Regions from separate parts of the Homo sapiens genome. Here region 1 is linked to region 2. The links are chromatin loops, found by intact Hi-C in ENCODE. Cell type or tissue: natural killer cell. All regions are shown on one strand. Each heading gives the region's core, and the rest is flanking DNA. Links, peaks and the distances in the headings are about the cores only. Region 1 overlaps FUS (FUS RNA binding protein). Region 2 overlaps ITGAX (integrin subunit alpha X).

The links. Peaks named below come from ENCODE experiments on the same cell type or tissue, not always from the same donor. Only the 100,000 strongest peaks of a DNase experiment are listed, where the experiment ranks them.
Region 1: a loop joins it to region 2, with 4 times the contacts of the local background. A loop is called at or near these places in 2 of 110 quality-filtered maps.

The regions. Positions count from the first base shown.
Region 1 is chr16:31,184,804-31,190,607 of GRCh38, forward strand. FUS (FUS RNA binding protein) reads left to right here. Exons shown (of 15, transcript NM_004960.4): 6 at 136-376; 7 at 1,999-2,033; 8 at 3,522-3,554; 9 at 4,320-4,423; 10 at 4,862-4,991; 11 at 5,237-5,338; 12 at 5,472-5,595. Among named protein-coding and RNA genes, the nearest start is that of FUS, 7.6 kb to the left of the region's middle. In natural killer cell, for the core only: no CTCF peak of the experiment used is centred there; DNase peaks (open chromatin) are centred at 3,868 and 4,438; H3K27ac peaks cover 2,231 bases.
Region 2 is chr16:31,356,375-31,373,283 of GRCh38, forward strand. It overlaps ITGAX (integrin subunit alpha X), which reads left to right. Exons shown (of 30, transcript NM_000887.5): 3 at 251-354; 4 at 657-727; 5 at 879-990; 6 at 3,326-3,456; 7 at 3,546-3,691; 8 at 3,936-4,089; 9 at 4,689-4,839; 10 at 5,462-5,535; 11 at 5,701-5,830; 12 at 6,237-6,379; 13 at 6,561-6,701; 14 at 6,791-7,000; 15 at 14,710-14,840; 16 at 14,960-15,123; 4 more. It also overlaps the pseudogene LOC100422479. Among named protein-coding and RNA genes, the nearest start is that of ITGAX, 9.7 kb to the left of the region's middle. RefSeq lists an enhancer at 12,185-12,791. In natural killer cell, for the core only: no CTCF peak of the experiment used is centred there; DNase peaks (open chromatin) are centred at 8,277 and 8,947; H3K27ac peaks cover 1,680 bases.

The sequences.
Region 1 (5,804 bases), core at 2,941-5,440, 180 kb before region 2:
GTCTTGTTTCCTAGCTGTCTTTTTACTTTCTTTTGTCCTTCATTGCCTGGCACTTGTCAAACCTTTTCAAACCTTTTAGTGCTACTTTACAATCTTTTTGTTTTTTTTTTTTAATCATTCTTTCTTTTCTCACAGGTAACTATGGCCAAGATCAATCCTCCATGAGTAGTGGTGGTGGCAGTGGTGGCGGTTATGGCAATCAAGACCAGAGTGGTGGAGGTGGCAGCGGTGGCTATGGACAGCAGGACCGTGGAGGCCGCGGCAGGGGTGGCAGTGGTGGCGGCGGCGGCGGCGGCGGTGGTGGTTACAACCGCAGCAGTGGTGGCTATGAACCCAGAGGTCGTGGAGGTGGCCGTGGAGGCAGAGGTGGCATGGGGTAGGTGTCTCATGAGCCAGGGAGTATCTTTGGTGGGGAGTGTGGAGGATTGCATGAATCTCCCTGAAGCCAGTCCCTAGTGCATGGTTTAGTATTCTTGTTGTCTAGGGATCTGTGAGGGCTTTGATTTGGGGGCAGTGACTTTCTTTTTACATCCCCATTTTATTTTTGTGAGAACTTGGGAGCCTGAACTCCCATCCATACCACTGAATAGAGATTTTGAGTAATGATACTTGTTTCCAAAAAAAAAGAAACCATACATAGATACGTATGGATTGGAGTCATTAATATCCTAGGCAAGAAACATGGAAGTGAAGACTTCTTTCTCTGCAAGGGAAACCGATGATCCCACTCCTGGGAAATAGTAGGGAAACTTGGTATGTGTATTCCCATGTGTCCTCTAGGGAGTTGGTAATGGTTAACCTGACTTCAGCTTCCAGGAATTGGCTACTCTTCCCGTTTTCTATAGTCATTTGAATCCACGAGCTTGATTTGCACTAATTTGACCGACATTGATTTTGTGTGTGACTTGGTTTATGGGGCCAGCTGACTGAAGTAAGCAGACCTTTTGGGCAAAAATATGCTTTGACAGTGGTCTCCCACCTATTTGTTCCACTGTCTGCCTTCCCCTGGTTACTTAAAATTCATCAGCTTGTCCAACTGGACCTTCTTTCCTTCCTGCTGAAGTTGATTTGAAGTAAAACCTTAGATTTGATGTTAAAACAGTTGTCAAATCTGTTGGTAAATAAGATTTGAAGGACCCTACTCTGTCTCCCTTGAAAAAGGGGAGGAATGTCAGTGTTACTGTTTTTGGAAAAAGTAGATTTTTAAACCGAGTTTGGAAATGGTAAGTATGCAGAGGTGGGTGGGGGCAATCTCAAAAACGTGCAAAAATGAGGAAAACAAAAATGAGGAAATGTGTGCGTGTGTTTAATGCAAAACTTTAAAAAGAAAAACAACTGTTATGTGACTGTTAACTTGCTCTGCATTTTATGTGCCACAGGTATGAAAGGTGACATTGCAAAATACTCCGCTCTTCTCGCAGTGTAGAAGGGGTGACCCCGGGGGTTGGGGGAGATCAAAAACAGCTCAGTAGTTAGGACAGAGCTTAGCTAAGTTTGTCTTGCTTTAAGGGGAAGTTGCCTTTGGTTTTGACTTTTTATGGAATGGGGTTGGGTCTGCTTGCTGCTTTCAAAGCAAAAACCACAAAAATGTGTTCAAGGCTACCCCAGCCTGGTGTGAAATGTCTTCTGGGTAAATTGGGGTAGGGTTTTTAAACCAACTACTTGGTTGTCAACCACTTGCGACAAGAGGAAAAAAAAACATCTGCTCCATCGGAAGAACGACCAAGGAAAATGGGTTATTTTTTTTCCAGAGGAAATAGATAACGTAACCTTTTAAAGCAAAATCTTTATAAACTGTGTCTGAGAAATTGCACACGTGTGTGTGACATGCTCAAAGGTCAGACAAGGGGTGGTCAGGAAGGGATGTATTTTAGTAGCCACTTGTATCTTTTTCCAAAAACACCTACCCATGTTTGGGGAATGTTAAACAAAATCAAAAAACAACCTTTTGTAGCCGTTGGAAGCTTCATGTCCTTTCTTCTAACTTGTCTTCTCCAGCGGAAGTGACCGTGGTGGCTTCAATAAATTTGGTGGTAAGTGAACAGAGTTTCCAAAATTCCCAACTCCCAGCAATGCTTTGTCTGATTGTTCATTTGCAGATGTCTTAGCGTGTTAATTTAAATGTCAAAGGTTTTGAGGTGTCCAGAACCACCTCCAGAAAGGGGTAGGGTAGAATGCCACCTGTTGCCTGGTGTGTGCTAACCTGGAGCAGGTAGGGGTAAGACTCAATAGTCATCTTTTACCAAATGGGTTTGCCCCAGGTTAATAAGAGGGGTCTAGTAGGCCTTGGACTGGGCCGTTGCCACACCTGGCACTTAGTGACCATCATCATGAGAAACTGGAGAGTGCGTGCTGGAACACGTGGTGCCATCTTGGCTTTAGGATCCTTTTGATCGTTGTGTCCAAGGCTTGTGTGTGTGTGAGTGTGTGGGAGACAACTCCGAATGTTTAATTCTGGAAGAGGGATGTAACATTGCCCTGAGGATGGTGAAGTTGGTATACATTTATAAAGTACGGAATGGTGTCAATGAATGCAATTCTATGTATATGGACTTAACTGAGATGGGCAAATAGAAACTAGCTCTGGGAAGGAACATGTGCACTACTTCAAGAAAGATTGGAAGCATGTGTGGCTCATGGGAAATAACCAGGTCTTAAACAGCACAAACTGAATTCGTGGACCAGGAAGGTCTTAAACAGCACAAACTGAATTCATGGAAAAATGACAAATTTGAGAAGTCTCCCAGTAAGCTGGAACTTTTCTGGTTTGGTTAACAAAAGGTTTCTTGATTTGTTTCAAGATTTAAAGCCAAAGGTGTGGGTTCATGACTTAGGTGTCATTGCGTGTGGGTACAATATTTATATATGGCGAATTCAGATAAACATTGGTCAAAGATGGTCTCTGGAAAAACAAAATAGAGGCTGCATTACGGAAATAAGATTTCTGGTCTGTTCCCTGGGACATGCTTAAAAAATACAATAGCTATTATGTATGGTTTTTATTTTCATGTGGTTTCGGGGAAACAACACGGTTTTAAGGATGGTTTCTAAAGATGAAATTAAAAATTGTTCCACAAGGGTTAAGTGTCTGGTGGTAAAGTTGGGAGAAACTGGATGGATGCACATCGCATGGCTGGTGGCGAGCCCATCTCTCTTCTCTCGGGTGAGAGAACCGGGCCAAGCTGAGTTGGTTTGTTCACTTTAATGGGTCTCCGTTTCCCCTGCCACCTGTGCTGAGGACATTTCCCAGCCTGAGCTGGGGGAGGCAGCATTTGCTGAAGTGTGGAGTTGTCTCTGTGGAGACTCAAGTTACAGATCTTAAGGGGCCTGCCTAGAATTTTCTCCTCTGGGCAGGCGACCCAGGAAAGGGTTTGGAGTGAGGCTGTGAGCACTTACTTGATATTTTACAAGTTTGGATTTGGTGTTAATTTTTTTCCTTGTCCGTTTTTTCCTGTTGACTAACGGCTCATCTTTTCCTTGTTTTTGTTTTTTTTTTGTTCTTTTTTTCCATGTCACTAAAGGCCCTCGGGACCAAGGATCACGTCATGACTCCGGTGAGTTCACACGTGGTGGCATGAAAAGAGTGGCTAAAGTGGTATCAAGACTGCCTGGATGTTCTTTGAAACTATTATAAAAAGGAAACTGAAAAAAATGGGGATAGAGAAGGAAGGGAGTTAGGTGTGTCCTTAGTTAGCAGTGAGAAGTATTTGTTACGAAGTATTTCTCAGAAATACCTGGCTTGTGGGTTCCACCCCCAGTGATTTAGGTCTGAGAGGACCCTGAAAATCTACCTTTCTAACAAGTCCCCAGTGATGCTGATGCGTCTGGACCACACTCAGATGGTTTACAGCAGTGGTTCTTTCAAAATGTGGATCATGTCCAAGTTGGTGAACAAAACTAGTGAAAGACCTGACCACATGAAGTAAAGCATTGAACTCCTGTTTAGGTTGTATTGATGTTTGTGTACTAGATTTGAATGTAAAATGGGTTTCTTATTTAATTCGGGGACCTTCAACTGAAAGTTGATAAATACTGATGGACTTTTCTGTGTGGTCTTGTTGGGCATTTCACTCCTGAGCCCTGGTTTCCATACTGTATACTGGGTGTTAACATGTTTCAAAGGATAATTGTCAAACTGAATCTGAAATTTATCAGCATGGCTGGCATATAGGGACTCAAAAGGGATGTGGATTTCTTTTTAGTTGTCTTCCATAAACCAAATGATACCAGTTGCTTGATGGATACTAGGTGCTTTAGGTTTTTTCCTGTGTTTTTTATTTTACCTTTTCACATTTGCATTTTCTCTGTTCAACAAGCAGAACAGGATAATTCAGACAACAACACCATCTTTGTGCAAGGCCTGGGTGAGAATGTTACAATTGAGTCTGTGGCTGATTACTTCAAGCAGATTGGTATTATTAAGGTACTTGTGGAGAGGAGTGGGAGCTTTCTGTCAGTGTTGTAGGCTTGTGGATTTCACACATTAGTAAAAGCAAGTCTTTAATGGTTGCCAGCAGTAAAAACAAGTCTTAGTGGTTGTTGCCAGCTTAATTTGTTGAGGAAAGAGCCTTAGTTACTGTTTTCTAAAAGAGAAGTTCTATCTTAACACAAAAAGTATAACTTATCAGAGTACCCTAAACTCTTGAGATTTGTACTCTATAGTAACTTTTAGTTTTATCTTTCAATATTGGAGTGAGAGACAGTTTTCTTTAATGGAGGTTTACATGTGAGGTAGGAAGAAGTAACTGGGAAGAGGGGAGCTGAAGTTTGGGAATTATAAACCTCATGTTCTAGAGGAAGAAGATGGAAAGGGAGTACTGTAGCCTTTAAAATTGATGTTACCTCATTTTGCTTTCTTCAGACAAACAAGAAAACGGGACAGCCCATGATTAATTTGTACACAGACAGGGAAACTGGCAAGCTGAAGGGAGAGGCAACGGTCTCTTTTGATGACCCACCTTCAGCTAAAGCAGCTATTGACTGGTTTGATGGTATGTATGAGAAGGCTGGCAGAGGTGGGGCTGGGGATATAGGGCAGCAAGCCTTAGGAAACAAGCCATAGTTTGAGGGTTCTTTTGAGTCTTCCAACACTTACTTTAGCTGCGGTTTCAGGTAGTCTCATTTTTGCTTATGTGTCAGCAGATTATAAACCATTTGAGAAAGGCACGCTTCTCTTGTATTTTCGGATTAATGTGTCTTGCATTTAAAGTCTGTTGATGATTTTTTGTTTCTCTAGGTAAAGAATTCTCCGGAAATCCTATCAAGGTCTCATTTGCTACTCGCCGGGCAGACTTTAATCGGGGTGGTGGCAATGGTCGTGGAGGCCGAGGGCGAGGAGGTGAGGAGCTACCTGCTAGTGGTGCAGAGGGGTAATGGGGAGAGTGCAGAAGATGGTAAAGGCTTGCATGGAATGGGTTAGATTTACCAAACTTGGAGAGGGAGCAGACCCATACTTGGTCTATCTGCATTAGGACCCATGGGCCGTGGAGGCTATGGAGGTGGTGGCAGTGGTGGTGGTGGCCGAGGAGGATTTCCCAGTGGAGGTGGTGGCGGTGGAGGACAGCAGCGAGCTGGTGACTGGAAGTGTCCTAATCCGTGAGTGAAACTTAATTTTTTTCTTAGTTCTCTTGCATGCGTGCTCTTTGATATATTGGTACTGAGGTATGTGCGTGTTTTCCAAAGAAGTAAATGTCAAGGCCACACTGTTGGGGTCAGATTTAGCCAAAAGCTTACCTAGGTAAGGTTGATGTAATGGGAAAGGTAATGGATTGGGTTCAGTAATACTGATTTTTGTTCCTGACTCT
Region 2 (16,909 bases), core at 7,686-10,185:
CCGCCTCAGCCTCCCAAAGTGCTGGGATTCCAGGTGTGAGCCACCACACCCAGACTCAACAAATATTTCTTGTCTCCATACGCCAGAGAATCCAACAGACAGAAATCCCTTCCACATGGACTTTAAATTATTAAAATCCATCTTGCAGATGAGGAAGCTGAGGCTCAGGGAGGGAACGCAAACTTGCCGGAGTGGCAGCTGTGCTGCAGCGTCCACACTCTTACCTAAAGTGTTCTTTGTCTCCTCGCAGGGTGGTGGTTGGAGCCCCCCAAAAGATAACAGCTGCCAACCAAACGGGTGGCCTCTACCAGTGTGGCTACAGCACTGGTGCCTGTGAGCCCATCGGCCTGCAGGGTGAGTCACCGCCCCTCCCGGGACCCAGGGCCGGGCTCCCAGGCTTCCCTGCTCCAGGGGCCCGTGGACTCACCGGAGTGTCACTTTCAGCTTCCACTGTGTCTGAGACCCTCACCCTCAGATATGCTTCCTGGCCCCTTAAGGCCTCCCCGCCCATCGCACTCCCGCAGCTCTGTCAAGACCCGACAGCTTCCTTCACCGTCAGACCTCCTTGTCTCCCAGGTGGAGGTGACCCCTGCCCAGCTCTTCCACAGCCTTCTCTGTACCCCCGAGAGTGACCATGCACATATCTGTCCCCACAGTGCCCCCGGAGGCCGTGAACATGTCCCTGGGCCTGTCCCTGGCGTCTACCACCAGCCCTTCCCAGCTGCTGGTGAGTGGCCCTGGGTCACAGGAGGCTTCTGAGGGAGGGAGGGAGGAGCCGGGGCCGCGGGGGGCTGGGAGTCTCCTGTAGGGTGGAGGTTCCGGAATGTGAGGGTGGGAGGAAGCAGGGGCAGCCCCCCAGCAGCCCGCTGTGTCCCCAGGCCTGCGGCCCCACCGTGCACCACGAGTGCGGGAGGAACATGTACCTCACCGGACTCTGCTTCCTCCTGGGCCCCACCCAGCTCACCCAGAGGCTCCCGGTGTCCAGGCAGGGTGAGTGTCGGGACCACCAAGGCTTTGAGGAGCTCACGCACATCCAATTGGGGGTGCGGTGGGCTAGAGACAGTCTTGCCAGAGTGGATCAGAAAGAAGGGATCTGGAAAAAGAGTTACCACGTGTTGCAGTGGTTCCTGACGCTGCTGCCCGCACATCCTGCCGATCGCCCGCACGCTGCCGGACCTTTCCTGTGACCTTAACCTCTCCAAGCCTCAGTTTCTTCATCTGTTGGATGGGGATAATAACACACCCAGCACTGAAAGCAACACAGGATGATTCATGGCCAGGGGTTAGCACAGCAGCTAGCACCAGGCGACAGCCCCATGAAGGCCAGCTGTTGTTATTTTTAGAGGAGAGGATCTATTTTCATCCAATGGGTCCTGGGATATGACCAATTGGTTTGTGCCGTAGTTTAGGAAAGGTCAGTGAAAGTGCAGTGTGAGCAACGTGTGTGTGTGTACATGTGTGTATATGTATGCATGTGTATACATGTGCACATGCACACATGTACATGCATGTGTGTGCATGTATGTGTGTGTGCGTGTGCACATGCAGGTTGAGACGCAGGGCCTGACTTCCCTGGTGCTGATGGGGAAGAAAGATAAGGAAGCAAAACAGTGGGCTTTGGCAGGCTGAGGCCTCCCCCTGGTTTCACATTTGCTCTCAAGCCTTTGGTGAGACTGACATCTGGCTGCAAATAGGGTGTGCCTTCCAGCACCTCCGTGGGTCCAGACTCCATCCACAGGGGCCTGGGCACCCATCAGAATGCCCAGGACACCTGTCTCTCCGGTGGAGGCCTCTGGGGCAGAGGGGATGCTTGAGAGGTCACATGGAAGGGGGTTTCCTCTCCAGGTGCTGGAAGATCGTCTCTTCTCAGGACAGATGCTAACTTCACACAGGAGGGGAGTGGGGGCCTGTATTTAAGCTGAGAACAGAACAGGCCCAGTGTGTGGCTGTTGCCTGGGATGATTTGTTTAAAATATTAACAATCAAGGCAAGAGGGTTGTTTGAGGCCTGGAGTTTGAGACCAGCCTGGGCAACATAGTGAGACCTCATCTCTACAAAAAATAAATATAAAATACAAAGTAGCTTGGCATGCTGTTACATACCTCTAGTCCTAACTACTGGGGAGGCTGAGGCAGGAGAATCGCTTGAGCCCAGGAGTTGGAGGCTGTAGGGAGCTTTGATCACACCACTGCACTCCAGCCTGGGTGACAGAGTGAGACTCCATCTCAATTAAAAAAAGAAATTTAACAAAACTACCATTCAGCACTGAGCAGTGAGGACAAACACTGGCTAGGGACTGGTGCCAGTTTGTGTCATTGCTGGATGGGGTGACATTGAGGGAGGAAGGAGGGGTGGGTCCAGGGAGGGGCACAGATATCCAGGGTGGTGGAGGGGTAGGCCCTCTGCTTCCTACCGTCTGAATTGGAGAAATCTTCCTGGTTTTTTTTTTTTTCTTTTTTTTTAGAGATAGTCTTACTCTGTCACTGAGGCTGGAGTGCAGTGGTACAATCACAGCTCACTGCAGCCTCCAACTCCTGGGCTCAAGTGATCCTCCCACCTCAGCCTCCAGAGTAGCTGGGACCACAGAGAAGAGCTACCATGCCCAGCTGATTTTTAACAATTTTTAGTAGATGTGAGGTCTAACTATGCTGTCCAGGCTGATCTTGAAATCCTGGGCTCAAGCAATTCTCCTGCCTAGGCCTCCCAAAGTGCTTGGATTATAGGAGTAAGTCACTGCACCCAGTCTGACCTTCACTCTTTTGTTGATGGGGCTGAGCAGCTTCATCACAGCCTTTTTCATTTTTTATTTTTTTGAGATGGAGCCTCACTCTGTTGCCAGGTTGGAGTGCTGTGGTGCGATCTCAGCTCACTGCAACCTCCACCTCCCAGGTTCAAGCAATTCTGCCTCTGCCTCCCAAGTAGTTGGGACCACAGGCGCGTGCCACCACACCCACCTAATTTTTGTATTTTTAGTAGAGACGGGGTTTCACCATGTGGGCCAGGATGGTCTCGATCTCCTGACCTCGTGATCCGCCCCCCTCGGCCTCCCAAAGTACTGGGATTACAGGCGTGAGCCACCACGCCTGGCTCATCACAGCCTCTTTAGGCAACTTTAAGAGAATGAAGGGCCTTGTTCCAGGCAAGGGGTTAGGGAAGCTCTGCCCCTGATGAGGAGAGGACCCAGGGTGTGGAGCCTGACTCCCATCGCCAGACTAGGGGCTTAGGGGAGGAAGGGTTTTGGGAGAGTGAGCTCTTGTGGCCAGGAGGCCACGGTCCTGGACTCCAGGAGTGTCACTTGGAGGACCGGTGCCACCTCCTTCCCCAGAGTGCCCAAGACAGGAGCAGGACATTGTGTTCCTGATCGATGGCTCAGGCAGCATCTCCTCCCGCAACTTTGCCACGATGATGAACTTCGTGAGAGCTGTGATAAGCCAGTTCCAGAGACCCAGCACCCAGGTGTGCCTTTGGGGGAGGGAGGCTGCTGGGGGTGGGTGCTTCGATCCTGGTGAAATGGCCTCAGCCCCAGCCCTGTGTGCTTCTCCCAGTTTTCCCTGATGCAGTTCTCCAACAAATTCCAAACACACTTCACTTTCGAGGAATTCAGGCGCAGCTCAAACCCCCTCAGCCTGTTGGCTTCTGTTCACCAGCTGCAAGGGTTTACATACACGGCCACCGCCATCCAAAATGTCGTGTGAGTCCTGATTTCTTCCAGGCACAGTCCCAAAGCACCCAGGTCTTCCCTTGGGCCTCATCTGTCTCCACGAGAAGGGGACAGGCAGGGACCAAAATCCAGCCCGTGATACCCTTGCCAAGCTGGGGCCTCTGGGTGGGACTGGGGCCTCCCAAAGGAAAAGGCATCTTCTAATTTTCACAAGGGCACCAGGGGCTAGTGTGGTTTGGTTCACAGGCCTCTAAGACCTCTCCTTTCCTGATAGGCACCGATTGTTCCATGCCTCATATGGGGCCCGTAGGGATGCCGCCAAAATTCTCATTGTCATCACTGATGGGAAGAAAGAAGGCGACAGCCTGGATTATAAGGATGTCATCCCCATGGCTGATGCAGCAGGCATCATCCGCTATGCAATTGGGGTAGGGCGTGGGATGGCTTCCCACTTCTCCCACGGCTTCCTCTCAGGGCAACTCCCCTTTCTGTGTATGTTCTTTTCTCTTTGAGACAGGGTCTTGCTCTATCACCCAGGAAGTGGTGCAATCCTAGCTCACTGCAGCCTTGAACTCCTGGGCTCCAGTGATCCTCCCACCCCAGCCTCCCCAGTAGCTGGGACCACAGGTGTGTGCCATCAAGCCTGGCTATTTTCTTTTTGGTTGAGATGGGGTCTTGCTATGTTGCCCAGGCTGGTCTCAAATTCCTGGCCTTAAGCAATTCTGCCACCTTGGTCTCCCAAAGCACAGGGATTACAGGCGTGAACCACCGCCAACAACATCCCTTTCAAGGATAGAAACACCAGCTCTCTCGGCTCTTACTGCCTTAAGGATGAAAACTCTGCCCCAGACTGGAGACCATGATCCTTTCTCCTAAACTCCCTGATGCTGTCCGGGCTTCGTGTTTCTCCTGTGTCCACCGGGTGTGATCATGTTGATCTTGTGGGGTTATTGGAAGATGTTGCACCCAGTGCACACAGGCACATTTGATTTATTATTTTTACTGAGTTGATCTTTTCTGGGGACAGGTTGGATTAGCTTTTCAAAACAGAAATTCTTGGAAAGAATTAAATGACATTGCATCGAAGCCCTCCCAGGAACACATATTTAAAGTGGAGGACTTTGATGCTCTGAAAGATATTCAAAACCAACTGAAGGAGAAGATCTTTGCCATTGAGGGTGAGTCTGAAGGGAGCTCTTCGCTTGGGGAATCCTCAGCCGTTAACACCTTTCCACTTAGAACCCGAGGCTCCGTGAAACAGGTAGACAGCGTCTCGGTTCTCCTGCTTTCCCGGGACCCCGATAGCCATGTCTGTCAGCTTGTCCCCACTGACGTCCCCCAGCACTGTCAGAGCTGCCCCAAAGTGGCCCCAGGGATGGCCCTGCTCCCCACAGAGAGTGATCTCACACCACCACCGGCTCCACTGCAGAACAAAAAGCAGTGCCAGGCCCAACCCAGGAGACCCTTCCACCCACACCGGGCCCTACCCAGCCCACATCCCACCAGCCACTCACTCCCCTGGGCAAGGGGCACACGGACACCTGGCCCCCTCGGGTCTGCTTGTAGACCTGTGGGGGGCCCTGATGAGGACCAGATCGGTGCTGCCATCGCTGTCCACATCCATGGAGCAGAGGGGGGCCCCGAAGTCGGAGCTGATCTGGAGGGCAGAGCCTGGTCCCTGTCACAGGCACCAGCTCTCCCTGTAGCCTCCAGTCTTAGCTTCTCCTAAAGCTGAAGTGTTCTTGGACCTGGCAAAGCCCGTCTCCCTCCCTGGCACTCAAGCGTCATGCCTTCCCCCAGGTACGGAGACCACAAGCAGTAGCTCCTTCGAATTGGAGATGGCACAGGAGGGCTTCAGCGCTGTGTTCACACCTGTGAGTGGGGCCCCTTAGGCCGATGATGTGCCGTGAGGGGAGGGGGAGCAGGGAAGGCCAGGGTGGGTGTCAGGTGGGTAAGAGGCGCAGGCGGAAGGCATATCTCTGGTACATGCTGTCTTCCTGCTCCGGCCTCTGCTCAGCCCTGGAATCCTTTTCTCCCAGGATGGCCCCGTTCTGGGGGCTGTGGGGAGCTTCACCTGGTCTGGAGGTGCCTTCCTGTACCCCCCAAATATGAGCCCTACCTTCATCAACATGTCTCAGGAGAATGTGGACATGAGGGACTCTTACCTGGGTGAGAAACAGCCAGGGGTTGGGGACAGGTGGGAGATGCACTGCCCAGGGTGGGGTCCAGGGTTCTGGGGAAGGGGTATGGGGGCTGTGCTGCCCAGGGTGGGGTCCAGGCTTCTGGGGAGGGAGGATGGGCACTGTGCTGCCCGGGGTGGGTTCCAGGTTCTGGGGAGGGGGGATGGGGGCTGTGCTGCCTGGGGTGGGGGTCCAGGGTTCTGGGGAGAGGGGATGGGCGCTGTGCTGCCTGGGGTGGGTTCCAGGGTTCTGGGGAGAGAGGATGGGGGCTGCATTGCCCAGGGTGGGGTCCAGGGTTCTGGGGAGGGGAGATGGTGCTGTGCTGCCCGGGGTGGGGGTCCAGGGTTCTGGGGAGGGGGAATGGGGGCCTTTGTGCTGAGGCCTGGGCCCCTCAGGTTACTCCACCGAGCTGGCCCTCTGGAAAGGGGTGCAGAGCCTGGTCCTGGGGGCCCCCCGCTACCAGCACACCGGGAAGGCTGTCATCTTCACCCAGGTGTCCAGGCAATGGAGGATGAAGGCCGAAGTCACGGGGACTCAGGTTGGGCGTGACAGGAGCCAGAGGGGAGGATGAGGGTAGGGGAGGTGGCTGGGGCAGAGGAGAGGATGGAGGGGCTTTGAGGGCCTTGGGGGAGGTCCTGGTACCTGGGGAGAGGTGGGACCTGGCCCACAGGGCTGCCTCTGGCAGGGACAGGCAGCATGACCCAGGCTCTGCCCTTCAGATCGGCTCCTACTTCGGGGCCTCCCTCTGCTCCGTGGACGTAGACAGCGACGGCAGCACCGACCTGGTCCTCATCGGGGCCCCCCATTACTACGAGCAGACCCGAGGGGGCCAGGTGTCTGTGTGTCCCTTGCCCAGGGGGGTGAGTGGCTGATGGGCCTGGGGTGGGTGGGGTCTGGTGTGGGTGGAGGGGTTGCCCGGGTTGGGCCTGGCACTGCTTTTTTTCTGCAGTGGAGAAGGTGGTGGTGTGATGCTGTTCTCTACGGGGAGCAGGGCCACCCCTGGGGTCGCTTTGGGGCGGCTCTGACAGTGCTGGGGGATGTGAATGGGGACAAGCTGACAGACGTGGTCATCGGGGCCCCAGGAGAGGAGGAGAACCGGGGTGCTGTCTACCTGTTTCACGGAGTCTTGGGACCCAGCATCAGCCCCTCCCACAGCCAGGTGAGGCCGTGTCCCATTTCTGTCACTAGAGCAGCCTGCTTCTTGCCTCTCCCACTCTGTCATACTGGAAAACTGTCCCTTTTTACCTTTTCCTACCTCCCTTGCCCAGCTCTGAGCACCTTGTAGCAGTGGCGTGGTCTCAGCTCACTGCAACCTCCGCCTCCCAGGTTCAAGCGATTCTCTGCCTCAGCCTCCAGAGTAGCTGGGATTACAGGCATGCACCACCATGTCCGGTTATTTTTTGTATTTTAGTAGAGACAGGCTTTCGCCATGTTGGCTAGGCTGGTCTTGAACTCCTGACCTCAGGTGATCTGCCTGTCTCGGCCTCCCAAAGTGCTGGGATTATAGGCGTGAGCCACCATGCCCAGGCCCCTGCCAGTTTTACAAGGTACACAGGTCAGGCACAGAAAACCCATTTTACAGATGGAATCTGGGACACTAGGAAGACAAGGGCCTTGGTTTGTTGGAGGTTCAGAGTGGGTCCGAGATGGTGAAGGGCACTCCGGCCTCCTGACCTCTAACCCGGTGTGCAGTCTCCCGGCTCCCTGCTGCTCACCACTTAGGTCCAGTCATTTCAACCTTCCCTTCCACTCGCCCCTCTCCTCCCTGGATGCTACATGATTTTATTCCCTTCCTGCCATCAAGGTCCCACCAAATGCCCATCCCTGCAGCCGCCCTCCACCCCAAGGGAGCAGGGTTCCCTGAGAACGAAGGGCTGCTTTTCTTGGCAAAAGTCAAGAAAGCTCTGTTAAAAAATAGGCAAAGGGGCTGCTCCAGGTGGCTCACATCTGTAATTCCGACACTTTGGGAGGCTGAGGCAGGAGGATCACTTGAGGCCAGGAGTTTCAGGCCAGTCTGGGCAACATAGGGAGACCCCATCTCTAGAAAAAATTTTAAAAATTAGGCAGGCATTGTGGTGCTGTAGTAACTGTAGTCCCAATTACTCGGGAGGCTGAGGTGGGAGGTCACCTGAGCCCAGGAGGTTGAGGCTGCAGTGAGCTATGATTGCGTCACTTCACTTCAGCCCAGGTGAAAGAGCACAATCCCGTGTCAAAAAAAAAAAAAAAAAAAAAAAAAGGGCAAAGGATTTGGATAGGGTAGACGTTTCTCCAAAGAAGAGGTACAAAGGGCCAATGGGTGCATAAAATGATTCTCAATGTCATTAGTCATCAGCAAATCAAAACTATAATGAGATGCCACTTCTCACCTACTAGAATGGCTAGAAACAAAGGCGGATAATGACAGGTGTTGGTGAGGATGTGGAGAACCGGGCATCCTCCCCCATGCTGGGGATGATGTAAATCCACGCAGCTGCTTTGGAAATCAGCATGGCAGGTCCTCAAAACATTAAACATAGGCTGGGCACAGTGGCTCATGCCTGTAACCCCAGCACTTTGGGAGGCCGAGGCAGGTGGATAACCTGAGGAGTTTGAGACTAGCCTGGCCAACACAGTGAAACCCCATCTCTACTAAAAATACAAAAAAAAAAAAAAAATTAGCTGGGCATGGTGGTGGGTGCCTGTAATCCCAGCTACTTGGGAGGCTGAGGCAGGAGAATCTATTGAACCTGGGAGGTGGGGGTTGTGGTGAGCCGAGATCGCGGCACTGCACTCCAGCCTAGGCAACAAGAGCAAAACTCCGTCTCGAACAAACAAACAAACAAAAAGTTAAACATAGAGTTGCCATGTGATCTGGCAATTCCACCTATAAAACATGCTAAGTGAGGGAAGCCAAACACAGAAGGCCACATGTATTCAGGCCAAATGTCCAGAACAGACAGATCTGTAGAGACAGAAAGTAGATGAGCAGTTTCACAGGGCTGGGTGTGGGGGAAAGTCAGGGGCATGAGGGTGACTGCTAATGGGTGTGGAGTCTCTTTTTGGGGTAGTGGAAATGTTCTAAAATTGATTGTGGTAGTGGTTTCACAACTCTCTAAACATACCAAAAGGCACTAAGTCATATACTTTAAAGGGGTGAGTTGTGTGCTATGTGGTCTATAGCTCAAAAAAGCTGTTACCAAAAAGAAAAAAGTGCCAAGGAAGGTCCCTGCAGTTCTGTCACACACCAGCTGTGTGATCTTTGACAGGTAACTCACCCTCTCTGTGCTCAGTTTTCTCACTGGTAAAATGGTGATACTAATAGAACCAACCTTATTGAGCTGCTGCTGTGAGGATTAAATGAGTTAGTATGCATGAAGTGCCTGGCACACAATAGGTATCATGTTGTTATAATCTGTTTTAATTATCATTAAGATAGTTTAACAACTGGCCAGGCGCGGTGGCTCCCGCCTGTAATCCCAGCACTTTGGGAGGCTGAGGCAGGCAGATCACTTGAGGTCAGGAGTTCCAGACTAGGCTGGCCAACATGGGGAAACCCCGTCTCTACCCAAAATACAAAAATTAGTTGTGCGTAATGGCGCATGCCTATAATCCCAGCTACTTGGGAGGCTGAGGCAGGAAAATGGCTTGAACCCAGGAATCGGAGGTTGCAGTGAGCTGAGATTGCGCCACTGCACTCCAGCCTGGGTGATAGAGTGAGACTCCATCTCTAAACAAACAAACAAACAAAAAACACATAGTTTAACACCTGAAGGGGAATCTAAAGAAGAGGGTGAAAGACTGTTGAGAATAACAAGGGCCCACGTGTTGTCATGAAACTGCAAACAGTTCGTACCAATTCCCACAACCCATCACATGCAGGCATACCTTGTTTTATGCGCTTTGCAGATACTGCATTTTTTACACGCTGAAGGTATGCAGCGACCCTGCACTGAGCAAGTCTATCAGTGCTGTTTTCCCAGCTGCATGCACTCACTTTGTGTCTCCGTGTTACTTTGGTAATTCTCACAATGTTTCAAACTTTTTTGTAATTATCATGTCTGTGATGGTGATCTGTGATCAGTGATCTTCGATGTTGCTATTGTCCTCTTTTTGGGGCACCATGAAGCACGTCCGTATATGAAGGCGAACTTCATAAATGTGTGTGTTCTGACTGCTCCACCACTGATAGCTCCCCTGTCTCTCTCTCCCTCTCCTGTGGCCTCCCTATTCCCTGCAATGCAATGATATTGAAATTAAGCCAAATAATAACTCTACAATGGTCTTTAAGTGTTCAACTGAAAGGAAGAGTCACATGTCTCTCACTATTTATTTATTTATTGAGGCAGGATCTCACTCTGTCACCCAGCCTGGAGTACACTGGTGTGATCTTGGCTCACTGAAACTTCCCCCTCTGGGGTTCAAGTGATTCTCCTGCCTCAGCCTTCTGAGTAGCTGGCATTACAGGTGGGTGCCACCATGCCTGGCTAATTTTTGTGTTTTTAGTAGAGATGGGGTTTCACCATGTTGGCCAGGCTAGTCTGGAATTCCTGACTCTAAGTGATCTGCCTGCCTTGGCCTCCCAAAGCACTGGGATTACAGACGTGGGCCACCACGTCTGGCCACATATCTCTCACTTTAGATCAAAACCTAGAAATGATTAAGCTTGGTGAAGAAGCCATGCCAAAAGCCAAGATGGGCTGAAGGCCTTTTGCACCAAACAGCCAAATTCTGAATGCAAAGAAAAAGTTATTGAAGGAAATTAAGAGTGTTACTCCAGTGAACATATGAATGATAAGAAAGTGAAACAGCCTAATTGCTGATATGAAGGAAGTCTGAGTGATCTGGATAGAAGATCAAACCAGCCACAACATCCCCTTAAGCCAAAGCCAAATCCAGAGCAAGGTCCGAATGCTCTTCAGTTCTATGAAGGCTGAGAGACGTGAGGAAGCTTCAGAAGAAAAATTGGAAGTCAGCAGAGGTGGAAGTCAGCAGGGTTCATGAGGTTTAAGGAAAGAAGCAATCTCCACAACATAAAAGTACAAGGTGAAGCAGCAAGTACAGATGGAGAAGGCGCAGCAAGTTCTCCAGAAGATCTCTGATGAAGGTGGCTACACTCAACAACAGGTTTTCAGTGTAGATGAGATGGCCTTCGATGGAAGAAGATGGCATCTAGGACTTTCAGAGAAGTCAATGCCTGGCTTCAAAGCTTCAAAGGACAAGTTGACTCTCTTGTTAGAGGCTAATGCAGCTGGTAGGACTTCAAGTTGTAGCCAGTGGTCATTTACCATTTGGAAAATTCCAGGGCCCTGAAGAATGATGCTAAATCCACCCTTCTTGTGCTCTAGAAATGGAACAAAGCTGGGGTGACAGCACATCTGTTTATAGCATGCTTGACTGAGTGTTTTAAGCCCATTCTGGAGACCTGCTGCTCAGAAAAATAGATTTCTTTCCAAAGTTTGCTGCTTATTGACAGTGCACCTGATCACCCAAGAGCTCTGATGGAGATGTTCAAGGAGATTAGTGTTGTTTCCATGCCTGCAAACACAACACCCATTCTGCAGTCCATGGACCAAGGAGTAATTTCGACTTTCAAGTCTCATTATTTCAGAAATACATTTCATAAGGCTATAGCTGCCATAGATAGTGATTCTTCTGATGGATCTGGGCAAAGTCAATTGAAAACCTTCTGGAAAAAAATTCACCATTTTAGATGCCATTAAGAACATTCATGATTCATCAGAGGGGGTCAAAATATCAACATTAACACGAGTTCGGGAGAAGCTGATTCTGATTCTCATGGATGACTTTGAGTGGCTCAAGGCTTCAGGGGAGGAAGTGATTGCGGATGTGTGGAAATAGAGAACCAGAATTAGAAGTGGAGCCTGAATTGCTGCAGTCTCATGATGAAACTTGCACAGATGAGGACCTGCTTCTTACAGATGAGGAAAGAAAGTGTTTTTTTTTTTTTTCAGATGGAATCTATTCCTGGTGAAGATGATATAAATATTGTTGAAATGACAACACAAGATTAAGAATATTACATAATCCCAGCACTTAGGGAGGCTGAGGTGGGCAGACCACCTGAGGTCAGGAGTTCAAGACCAGCCTGGCCTACATAGGGAAACCTCTCTACTAAACATCTCTACTAAAAAAATTAGCTGGGTGTGGTGGCAGATGTCTGTAATCCCAGCTACTCAGGAGGCTGAGGCAGGAGAATCGCTTGAACCCCTCAGGCAAAGGTTGCAGTGAGCCGAGATCACACCACTGCACTCTAGCCTGGGCGACAGAGTGAAAGTGTGTCTCAAAAAAAAAAAAAAAAAGAATATTATATAAACGTAGTTGATAAATCAGCATAGAATTTGAGAGAATTGACTCCAACTTTCTTTTTTTATTTTTTATTTTTTATTTATTTTTTTATTTTTTATTTTTTTTATTGATCATTCTTGGGTGTTTCTCGCAGAGGGGGATTTCGCAGGGTCATAGGACAATAGTGGAGGGAAGGTCAGCAGATAAACAAGTGAACAAAGGTCTCTGGTTTTCCCAGGCAGAGGACCCTGCGGCCTTCCGCAGTGTTTGTGTCCCTGGGTACTTGAGATTAGGGAGTGGTGATGACTCTTAACGAGCATGCTGCCTTCAAGCATCTGTTTAACAAAGCACATCTTGCACCGCCCTTAATCCATTTAACCCTGAGTGGACACAGCACATGTTTCAGAGAGCACAGGGTTGGGGGTAAGGTCACAGATCAAGAGGATCCCAAGGCAGAAGAATTTTTCTTAGTACAGAACAAAATGAAAAATCTCCCATGTCTACTTCTTTCTACACAGACACGGCAACCATCCGATTTCTCAATCTTTTCCCCACCTTTCCCCCCTTTCGATTCCACAAAACCGCCATTGTCATCATGGCCCGTTCTCAATGAGCTGTTGGGTACACCTCCCAGACGGGGTGGTGGCCGGGCAGAGGGGCTCCTCACTTCCCAGTAGGGGCGGCCGGGCAGAGGTGCCCCTCACCTCCCGGACGGGGCGGCTGGCCGGGCGGGGGGCTGACCCCCCCACCTCCCTCCTGGACGAGGCAGCTGGCCGGGCGGGGGGCTGACCCCCCCCCCCACCTCCCTCCCGGACGGGGCAGCTGGCCGGGCAGAGGGTCTCCTCACTTCCCAGTAGGGGCGGCCGGGCAGAGGCGCCCCTCACCTCCCGGACGACTCCAACTTTCAAAGAAGCTCTACTGTGGCCAAATGTTATCAACCAGCATCGCATGCTCCAGAGAAATTTCATGAAAGGAAGAGTCCATCCAGGCAGCAAACTTCCTCACGGTCTTATTTTAGGAAATTGCCATAGCCACCCCAACCTCCAGCAGTTGCCACTGTGATCAGTCAGCCGTGTCACCATCAGGCAAGACCCTCCACCAGCAAAAAGATTATGCCTTGCTAAAGGCTTAAACGATTGTTAGCATTTTTTACCAATCAAATATTTTATTTTTATTTTTGAACTTTTAGATTTAGAGGGGGTACACCTAGCCTTTCTAGACTCCCTCAGTAATTGGTAAATTTCTCTTTTTATTTTGTTATTATTCCTTTTTTTCTTTTCTTTTTTTTAATTTTTATTTTTTAGAGACAGAATCTCATCATGTCACTCAGGCTGGAGTTCAGTGGCGCAATCATAGCTGACTGCAGCCTCGAACTCCTGGACTGAAGAGATCCTCCTGCCAAAGACTCCTGAGTAGCTGGGACCACAGGCACAAAGCCAGTGTGCCCTGCCCATTATTATTACCTTTTTTTTTGAGACAGAGTCTCGCTCTGTCACCCAGACTGGAGCACAGTGGTGCAATCTCCGCTCACTGCAACCTCTGCCTCCCGGGTTCAAGTGATTCTCCTGCCTCAGCCTCCTGAGCAGCTTGGATTGCAGGTATGTGCCATCATGCCCAGCTAATTTTTGTTTATTTAGTAGAAACGGGGTTTCACCATGTTGGCCAGGCTGGTCTGGAACTCCTGACCTCAGATGACCCACCCGCCTCGGCCTCCCAAAGTGTTGGGATTACAGGTGTGAGCCACCGCGTCCAGCCATTATTATCACTTTTAATGGCTGCTAGTTCCAGGGTGCACAGAGATTTAAAGGGCACATTCTTCCAGGGATTGGGCATAACATGAGCACTGGGAATGAAGGTGATAGGTTCTACAGGGGAGGCAGTGCCTGGGAGGGTGGATCTGGGTGTGGGTGCGACCACTCCCTACCCCACCGCGGCTTTTTCTTGTCCTTTGAAGAGACAGAGTGACAGCAAGAAACAAAAAGGGGACTTGGGCCTGGGGTTGGACGGTCTGGTGTTAGGTCTGCAGTCAGCCTCTTAAAGGCTACCTGGGGTTGACACTGTCCCCAACCTCTCTCCTGCATCTTTGCAACGAGGGAGGTGAGGTTGGACAAACTCTGAGGTCCCTTTCAGCCTTAATACTCATTGTGATATATTATTGACTGCTGGCTGTATCCTGGGTGCTGTTCTAAGAACCGTAGGAATTCCTCTCCTGAGCATGGCTAAACTCTGAGCTAATAGTATCATTATATGAAAGATGAGGAAACGGAGGCACAGACAGATTGAGTCCTTGCCCACGGCCTCGTGGCTCATACGTGGAGGAGTCAGAATTGGAACTAGAGACTGATCGAATGAATGACACTCGGGTCACCAGGACACCCTTCCTATCTCCACTCTTACATCTGTTTCTTAGCAATCATCTCCCAACTCCTACCTCCTCTTTTCAGGTTCTTCTTGGTGACATCTGTTCACAACTCACCCCTTCTCTCCCTTTCCGATGGTCCTACCTCCATATTCCCCTTGTTACTTATTTCCAACTTCTTCCCCTACTTTCCATCTTGATTCACCCTTCTCTCCTCTGGCCAGCGGATCGCGGGCTCCCAGCTCTCCTCCAGGCTGCAGTATTTTGGGCAGGCACTGAGCGGGGGTCAAGACCTCACCCAGGATGGACTGGTGGACCTGGCTGTGGGGGCCCGGGGCCAGGTGCTCCTGCTCAGGTGAGAGCAGCCTTTCTCAGAGGCTCCCCAGGTGGTCCTAGGTTCAGATGGGGGTGCCCACCCCACGTGGTGCTCCCAGGAGCCGACGGCCTGTCCTCAGCTCGGTGCTCTGCCCGCAGGACCAGACCTGTGCTCTGGGTGGGGGTGAGCATGCAGTTCATACCTGCCGAGATCCCCAGGTCTGCGTTTGAGTGTCGGGAGCAGGTGGTCTCTGAGCAGACCCTGGTACAGTCCAACATCTGCCTTTACATTGACAAACGTTCTAAGAACCTGCTTGGGAGCCGTGAGTCCCCTCCCCTCCAACCCAGGACACCCTGACCTCTGGAGTCCCCCATCCCAGGCCCCTGTCTCCCACCCTGCTCATTGTCCACCCAAGGAGTTCCTGTCTCAACGCCGTCCCTGCGACCGCCTACAGGTGACCTCCAAAGCTCTGTGACCTTGGACCTGGCCCTCGACCCTGGCCGCCTGAGTCCCCGTGCCACCTTCCAGGAAACAAAGAACCGGAGTCTGAGCCGAGTCCGAGTCCTCGGGCTGAAGGCACACTGTGAAAACTTCAACCTGCTGCTCCCGGTGCGTCTGGGCATGAACGTGGGTGGCGGCCGCGCTGGGGCTGGCAGAAGGCAGGGCAGGGAGAGAACAGGCTGTGTTCCGGCCTCCCTGTGGCTCAGCCCAGCACAGGACCAGCCATGCAGGACGTGCTTACTGCACGTTAGCCAGTGAGTGAGTGAGCGAGCAAACAAGTGATGAGATCGGCTGCAATTTCCAGGGGCCACACGATTGGATTTCAGGAAAGAGAATTGGGCAACCTGAGAGAGCTCTGGGGCTTCCGGCTGGGCTTTTTTTCAGGCATTCACTGGACAGGGGTTTATCGAGCTGCTCCTGGGAGACAGGCCTTGCCCTGGGGGCCAGGGGCATAGGTGGCCAAAACAGTCATTGCTGATCGGGAGGTCTGGGGGGGGGGAGGAAAAAAACAAAGACAAACAAGGGGAGAGAACAGAGAGGGTGTCAGGGAGGCCTCCTGAAGGCGGTGACGCTGAGCAGGCTCTGGAGGAAGCTGAAGCCGCGCGGGAGCTGGGCAGAGGCAGGATAAGAACTGCGGATGAGGCCGAGCGCAGCTCTTACCCTCCCCTTACCCTCCGCTCCCCGCGACGCCCGTCCCCCAGAGCTGCGTGGAGGACTCTGTGACCCCCATTACCTTGCGTCTGAACTTCACGCTGGTGGGCAAGCCCCTCCTTGCCTTCAGAAACCTGCGGCCTATGCTGGCCGCCGATGCTCAGAGATACTTCACGGCCTCCGTGAGTCCTGGCACTGGGTCTCCCAGAGAGGGTGCACAGCGTGGGGCCTGGGTCTCGGAGAAAACCCCCCGTTGCCTTCCCACGCAGCTACCCTTTGAGAAGAACTGTGGAGCCGACCATATCTGCCAGGACAATCTCGGCATCTCCTTCAGCTTCCCAGGGTGAGCGCCCCCACCTTAGACCTGCCCTACTGCCCCAGCCTCCTTCCTGGAATCTGGGACTCCTGCCTCTGGCTCTCCCTAACATTGTCTCATCCTATAGTCAAAACCCAGGTGTCTTGGCTGGGCACAGTGGCTCACGCCTGTAATCCCAGCACTTTGGGAGGCCGAGGTGGGAGGATCTTTTGAGGCCAGGAGTTAGGGATCAGCCTGGGCAACAGAGCGAGATCCCATTTCCACAAAAACAAAACAACAACAACAACAACAACAACAACATCACTTGAGTGTGGTAGAGCATGCCTATAGTCCCAGCTACTTGGGAGGCTGAAGCTTAAGGATTGCTTGAGCTCTGGAGTTGGAGGCTGCAGTGAGCCATAATCACACCACTGCACTCCAGCCTGGGTGAAAGAGCAGGACTCTGTCTCTTAAAAAAAAAGAAGAAGAAGAAGAAGAAGAAGAAGAAGAACCCAGGGGTCCGTCCCCTGTCTATCTCCCAAATCCCCACCCACCCCATTTTATCCCAGACCATTTCTAGCCTCAGTCACAGAATCATCTTCTCCTTTCCTTCACCTGATACCCAGCTTGAAGTCCCTGCTGGTGGGGAGTAACCTGGAGC